Regions from separate parts of the Homo sapiens genome. Here region 1 is linked to region 2. Evidence: chromatin contacts called from ENCODE Hi-C or POLR2A ChIA-PET data. All regions are on one chromosome and are shown on one strand. Each heading gives the region's core, a stretch centred on a gene start or an enhancer-like site at or near the end of the contact. The rest is flanking DNA. Distances are from core to core; before and after follow the strand shown.

Region 1 (3,215 bases), core at 628-3,127, 170 kb after region 2:
CCTCATCAGTGCATCTATTCTTGGATTTTTTTCTCTAACAGTGTGCTGGAACTTCTCCACTGGACTTCCAGACTCCTACAAAGACACTTTTGTTCATGGGGAGTTGTCAACATGGAAGCTTCTTTGGGGGGACTATGGTAGAAAGCTCCTCTTCTGCCATCCTCCTAACATCACCCATGTGTGCATGTCTTGTCTTCCTAATTAGATTATACATTCCTCAAGGGTAGGGATTTGTGGATCACACTCTGCCATCCTGCGAGTAAGTGGTTCCAAGTCCCTGATATAGTAGTTATTCCTAAGTATTAGATTGATAGATTTACAGAGGGTCATTAAACATACATTGACTACCCCAGAGATATGGGGTTAAAGTCTGATAGACTCTTTTCATTTCTACCTCTTAAAGAATCTTAATCAAAGGATCCACAAACACAATGGTTTGCTGATCCAAGGCGGCAAGGATTCTCTATTAAAACCTCTGAGGAATTCCCTTCTCCCTCCCTCCTTTCTTCCTTCCTTCTCCCACTTAGAAGTGGCAGCAGGCTTTTTCAGGCTCCGAGGCCTGTCCCCACTGATGTTCAGGTGTAGGTCAGGCTTCCATGCTCAAGCAGGCCTCAGGTCCCTGCTGAGGGGTGGGCACGGATGGAGGGTGAGCCTGAGGCAGGATGTGCAGGACAGCGACTGCTGAGACAGCGTTCTTGGCTGCCTTGTGGTGGGTGGGGGGCCATGGACCCAGCCCAGGGCGGGGGTTAGGGAAGGCACTCGGGAGGCTACTCGTAATTCAGGGTTTCTGAAATCTGGAGACAGGGAGGGCTAGGAGTCCATAAAGGGATGTGGCATTTGGCATCCCAGGGAGTCAGCTTAGGGGAGGGGCGTTTAGCACTCAGGGGTCTACTCTGTGCCTCAGCTTGGACCCATGAGTTTGGAAAGTTTCTTTTCTTCTTTTTTACTTTTTTTTTTTTTTTTTTTGAGACAGAGTCTCACTCTCGCTCTGTTGTCAAGGCTGGAGTACAGTGGCATAATCTTGGCTCACTACAACCTCTGCCTCCCGGGTTCAAGTGATTCTCCTGCCTCAGCCTCCTGAGTATCTGGGATTACAGGCGCCCACCACCACGCCCGGCTAATTTTTGTATTTTTAGTGGAGACGGGGTTTCACCACATTGGCCACACTGGTCTTGAACTCCTGACCTCAAGAGATCCGCCTACCTTGGCCTCCCAAAGTGCCGGGATTATAGGCATGAGCCGCCATACCTGGCAGACTTTGCAAAGTTATTTAACATCTCTATTATCTGAGTTGTCAGGCAGGGATAGTCATAACATTGTATTTACTTTTTCCAGCAGTCACAGCCAGTCGTGACAGCTTCTGACATCTCCAAAAGGAAGTGCACCTCGTCCTTTGTAGAAATGGGATCACAGGGTAATGGATCTGGAAATCCCACCTTCACACTTAAGTTGGACCCTGAGATGCAGAGAATAGGCAACCACTCTTCCCATGGCCACATGGCTTGGACAGAACTGGAGCAGAAGCCCCATTTCTAGATGGACGTGGTTTGCTGGGAGGGAGGAATATTGTTAGGCACAATGCGGTCCCAGCCTCAGCTGAGCAGTGCAGAGACCACAGACGTGGAACCAGACAGTCCTGGGCTCGCTGGGCCTGTCTGTATCGTGGCTCCACCACCTGTCAGTTATGTCAGCTTCTGGAATCAGCTTCGTCTTCCCAAGCCCCCTTTTTCTGTACCTGTAAAATGGGGGGTGGGGGGTGGGGATCTACCTCCCATGACTCCCAGAAGGGTTAAATGGAAGGATAGACGCACAATGTCTTGGATGCGGCAGTTGCCTGGTGCCTGGTGGCCTGGTGGTTGCTGTTATTATTCTCCGTTTGCACAGAAGAAAGTCTGAGCCCTGGTGCTTTTGTTCATGGGAACTCACTAGGGAATGAGCATGACTTCCGGCCTCTGCAATAACCAACTGACATTCTTTCTGATAATCGTGGCTGTTTCCGTCAGCTGTAAGTGCTCTGTTCTGGATAATGTTTATTCTCAAGGACATTAGGTCAAAGAGAGAATGGAATATGTTTACAAGGACATTAGGTCAAAGAGAGAATGGAATAAACTTAGGACTTTTTATACACAACCTGGGATGAATCTCCTCCCTGAGACCTAGGACACCCTGGGCGCTCTGCCTGTGTGGTAGGCGGTGCCCGGGCCCCAGGGGGCGCAGATGGGCTGGGAACCAGGACCTCAGCCGCCACCACCCTCCACACCCTCCCTGGAGTCTCACTTTCCAGTGGGACACAGCCCTGCCAACTCCCCTGGCCCACTGGCTCTTCTGCCCGTGGGCTTGCTAGCTGGGTGCTAGTGGATAGCTTTCTAGCTCGTTGCAGCGGGGGCACAGTGGCAGTTCCCTGATGACCGGTCACGAACATCTGTGGCTTCCATGGCATTATGCTGTGGAGACTCACCTGGAGAAAAACAGTGACCTCTGCGGGAACTTGGGGGCCAAGACTTCCTGGTTTCTAGGGTCCTGGGAACCACTGCAGTCCTGGGCAAACTGGGGGCTGCAACTCAACTTCGCCTGGGCATGATGACGCTGGTCACGATGCTGTGCATGACGACACTGGGCACGATGATGGGGGGCATGATGACGGGGGGCATGACGATGGGGTGGATCTGGGCATGATGATGCTGGGCAAGATGATGGCATGGTGATGCTGGGCACAACGCTGGGCACGACGATGGGCACAACGATGAGCATGATGGGGTGGATCTGGGCACAATGACACTGGGCATGATGATGGAGGGCACGATGAGCACGACGATGGGGTGGATCTGGGCATAATAACGGTAGATCGGGGCATGATGATGCTGGGCATGACACTGGGCATGATGACGGTCTGCATCTGGGCATGATGGCTCTGGGCACAACGATGCTGGGCATGAAGATGGGACACGATGATGGGGTGGATCTGGGCATAATGACTCTGGGCACGATGACGCTGAGCACAGTGACGCTGGGCACGATGACGGTGGATCTAGGTATGACGATGCTGGGCATGATGATGGTAGATCTAGGTATGACGATGCTGGGCATGACAACAGCGTGAATCTGGGCACGACGATGCTGGGCACAATGCTGCACACGATGATGCTGGGCATAACACTGGGCGTGATGACAAAGTGGGTCTCAGCACCTGTCCCAGTGCTTCTTGAAGGGGCTCC
Region 2 (3,540 bases), core at 444-2,943:
CAGAGGCTCGGGAGGGTGCTTCAGGAGGAGCTGGAGAGGAAGGCCCAGAGCCTGGGGCAGGCTGAGGGACCTGGGCAGTTCCCTGGAGCATTGGAAACCCCTTGGGGGACTGGGTGGGTTGACATGAGCTGATCTGCACAGTGAGGCCATGCCAGCTGCAGCTCGGGGAGTGCGTTAGCCAGGAGCAAGCTTCCGATCATGCTTGGAAACCTGGCCTGAGTGCTCCCTCCCAGGTAGCCCCACCCTAGCCTCACTCCCTCACTCCTTGTGGCAGCATCTCCCCACAGGCCTGGTGGCCTGGTCATCTCCTCCTTCCCACAGCTTCTGTCCTACTCGATGTGCAGCCCAAGTCAAGATCGGGTGGTCTCCGTTTCCGCAGGTGTGCTGGGGTTTCTGGGGAACTGCTGGCTGGTGTGAGCTGAACGTGTGTGAGGTGTGTATGTGTGTGGTGTGTGGATGTTGGGTGTGCATGCTGTGGCATGTGGTGTGGGTGTGGTGTGTGCATGTGTGTGCACTTGTGCACTCTCTTTTCAGTAATTTAATTGCAGGTAGAGTAACAAGGTCTGAAGGAGAGACGGCACTGTCTGCTCATGGATGTCCCATTCAGCATTCTTGGCAACCAGTCATTTTACCCCTGGTTGGGCTCCTGCTTTGGTGGGAATGAGCATGTAGTTATCAGAGAGCAGAAGGCTGTTCCTGGAAATCTAACAGAAGGTCACACCCATGAGCATTTATAAGGAGGGTAGGGGAGGATTTAGAGCAGGAAAGGAATCTGCAAAGATCATCAGAATAAATATGCAATTCATTGAGACAATCCATATTTTACATCCATTAAGAGAAGATATTCAGAATTTCTTTTCACAAAAATAATGGTATAAGGGGAACATAAGCAGCTAATGTGTTTTTCATTGCTGAAAGGCAAAGTGAGTTAAGTTTTTAATTCTAGCAATTAAGTTTCTGTGTGTTCTCCTGAAGCACACCGTAAATGCACATCATTTCTAGGTGATTGTTATCTCACAGTGGACGCTTGGTGCCAGCGGTGGGTCAGCTTCAGCCTCCTAAATCACAGCCTCAGAGGCAGCCAGGGACACACGGCTCCCAGTGCCCAGCGATGAGGGAGGCCAGGAGCACTCCCAGGGCCTGGTGCTGCCCAGGGTGGCATCTTGGCACTTTGCAGTTGGAAGTGTGGACTTTTCTTCGAGGAAGTAGACACAGCACAGGCGCAAGGAGCGCTGGACAAGGGGTCAGATGGAAGCGTCCCTGGCCTCTGTGGACCTCAGCCTGCCTGTCAATAATATGTTCATTTCAGATTAGCTCAGTCCTCAACCTGCGCCTTCCTCCTGGTCATCCCAATGATAAACAGGCACCATTGGTCAGCCCACCCTCCCCCCAGGGCAGCTCCCAGGGGACCTTTGCAGACCCCAAGAAGGCCACAAAGCCAGTTTGGAAACTACTAGAAGAGATGGGCCCTGAAGGTTTGAAATCAGTGGAGGGATGGCTGCTAACTAAATAATGTGCAGGGGAGAGCAGGGAGGGACGGGCCAGGCTCAGGGTCGCGGTCAGCCACCGTGTGGCAGCAGGTGCTAGGGAAGGAAGCCAGCTGCAGGGGAGTGCCGAGTCCCCAGCGGAATGTGCCAGCCACTTGAGTTCTGGAACACGGTGTAGCACTCCTTGGGGGAACCGGCGTCTGCACCAGCCCATGGTCGGGAGGCAGGGGAGGCCTCATGGCTGGGCATGGGTGGGGCCCTCCGGGTGGCCTCCCATAGGTCAACTGCGAGAGGCTGGCGGCCACCCTGGCCAGTGGCCCTCCCAGCCTTGTCGAGCTGCAGGCAATGTCGTCGTTTCTGTCAGCTTTGCTCCTTTTCTCAGGGTTCTGGCTTTGGAAACGGGGCCCCCGGTCGGACCATTTGGCCTTGTGTCTGGGCTGATGCTGAGCAGCCACCCTCCTGGTTCTCTGATGCCGAGGGTCTCTTCCCAAAGCCACCTCTGGTCCCAATGCGAGTGCTGTATTTTCTGCCTCAGTGCAGCCTGCAGCATATTCAGCATTCCAGGCCGAAATCCAGTGGTGTTAACAAGAGGGATCTTTTAAAGTTAAATTAGAATTCACAGGACCCAGTAATTGAGGGCTAGAAAGAGCCTCGAATTTATTTGTGCACTTACAGGCTGCTCTTACCTTGTAGCCTCTATCCGGCTGTGGAGGTCACGTCTGGGCCGGGTGATGTACTCCATGGCAAACTGTCTGCTCCTGATGAAGGTACGTGGGTGGCCAAGCAGGGCTGCCATGTGATCTGGAAGAGCGGGGTCAGTGGGAGCCGCGAGGGAGCCGCTGGTATAATAGATGCTGGCAGGGACCGGCCGTGCAGAGAAGCCAGCTAAGTACTGGCTTAACAGGGAGCCCAGTGACACATTATGGGGCTATATGTACTTTATTTCTACTGCAAGAAATTTCAACAGAATGTAGAATTTAGATGATCAGATTTCATTATTGAAATGTGGGTCTAAATGATTTAATTAAAAGTATTGTTCATTTTCCCCCATTTTTCTCTGAACTCCATCCCCAGAAGGTGTCCTTTGTTCTCCCTATCTTCGTGGAGGGTGTTTTTTTCACCTCATGGTTTTGATTTTATGATTGATGCTTACAACACCTGAAGACAGGCTTCCCCACAAGACCTTCTTAGGACGTCACCCCAGAGCTCTCAGCCCGCAGGGAAACAGCTTAGAAATCAAGGAGCTGAACTGAGGCTGTCATCTGTTTTTCCGTGTCTCCTGGCTCTCGCCAGCCTGTGCAACGGTGTTTTTTGGCTCCTCTCTTTGTTTGGAACGCACCCCACACCTGGCTCACCTCCCACACTGGGCATCAGGGTGCCCTGTGTGGAGCTAGTGTCCCTGCAGCCAGCTGTGCGTACTGAGAGCTACTGCAGGAATCAGCTAGCAGCAGGCGCTCCGGAGCAGTGCTCGTAACACCTCCTGGGCTGTTCGAAGACAGCGACCTTAACTCCCACACCCATGCGGCTTTCATGGGGCCAAGGTCATTCCTGAGCTTGATTTTCAGCAAGGCAGAGCAGGCAATTTACCAGCGGAGAACTGTGCTCACGGGCTCTGTCATGAACCCTGAAGTGGCAGCCCTGCTTTATGCACGGACCCTGCAGCATCCCCAGAGGTGACTGTGACCCCGGGCACTGCTCCGAGCAGGCTGGGTGCGGGTATAGATTCACAGCCATCAGTGGCTCAGGCATTCCATCAGGAAGACGTGCAGCCCGCACCCCGGCTTTAGCGCAGCCCCAGTGCCCAGTGCGGGGCCGCTGCCTTTGCGCTTCTGCGTCTACGTCAGGCTGGACGCACAAGGAGACTCGGCGTCCTGTTCATCCTCGGTAGCAAGCGACCGTGACGCAGCCTCGCACTACTGCAAGCCTCAGCCTCCTCCTTAAAATAAGGGCATAGATCTGAGATCTCTGAAATCCCTCCCAGCTCTGACATTCACACAGCTCTCTCCTCTCCTTCAACACACTGGATAAAGGAAATTACGGTTTTCAAGTTCTG

Evidence for each region. Hi-C counts contacts between places; a loop is a spot of excess contacts on that map. ChIA-PET counts read pairs that join two places held with the same protein, here RNA polymerase II (POLR2A). Pooled maps may share reads with other maps.
Region 1: a loop to region 2 is called in a pooled map, with 2.2 times the contacts of the local background. The contact joins two enhancer-like sites. A Hi-C loop is called at or near these places in 2 of 50 pooled maps. POLR2A ChIA-PET finds 5 or more read pairs at or near these places in 3 of 52 experiments (HepG2, MCF 10A and Panc1).

What each region holds. Positions count from the first base shown.
Region 1 is chr2:3,624,679-3,627,893 of GRCh38, forward strand. All of the region lies in intron 3 of COLEC11 (collectin subfamily member 11), which reads left to right. Among named protein-coding and RNA genes, the nearest start is that of COLEC11, 31 kb to the left of the region's middle. RefSeq lists enhancers at 1-215, 2,849-3,215. Within about 2 kb of position 1,878, at least 4 of the 41 ENCODE cell types and tissues checked have a DNase peak (open chromatin) inside an H3K27ac peak, as active enhancers do.
Region 2 is chr2:3,458,083-3,461,622 of GRCh38, forward strand. It overlaps TRAPPC12 (trafficking protein particle complex subunit 12), which reads left to right. Exons shown (of 12, transcript NM_016030.6): 8 at 2,181-2,254. Among named protein-coding and RNA genes, the nearest start is that of TRAPPC12-AS1, 23 kb to the right of the region's middle. RefSeq lists enhancers at 1,740-2,253, 2,606-3,473. Within about 2 kb of position 1,694, at least 8 of the 41 ENCODE cell types and tissues checked have a DNase peak (open chromatin) inside an H3K27ac peak, as active enhancers do.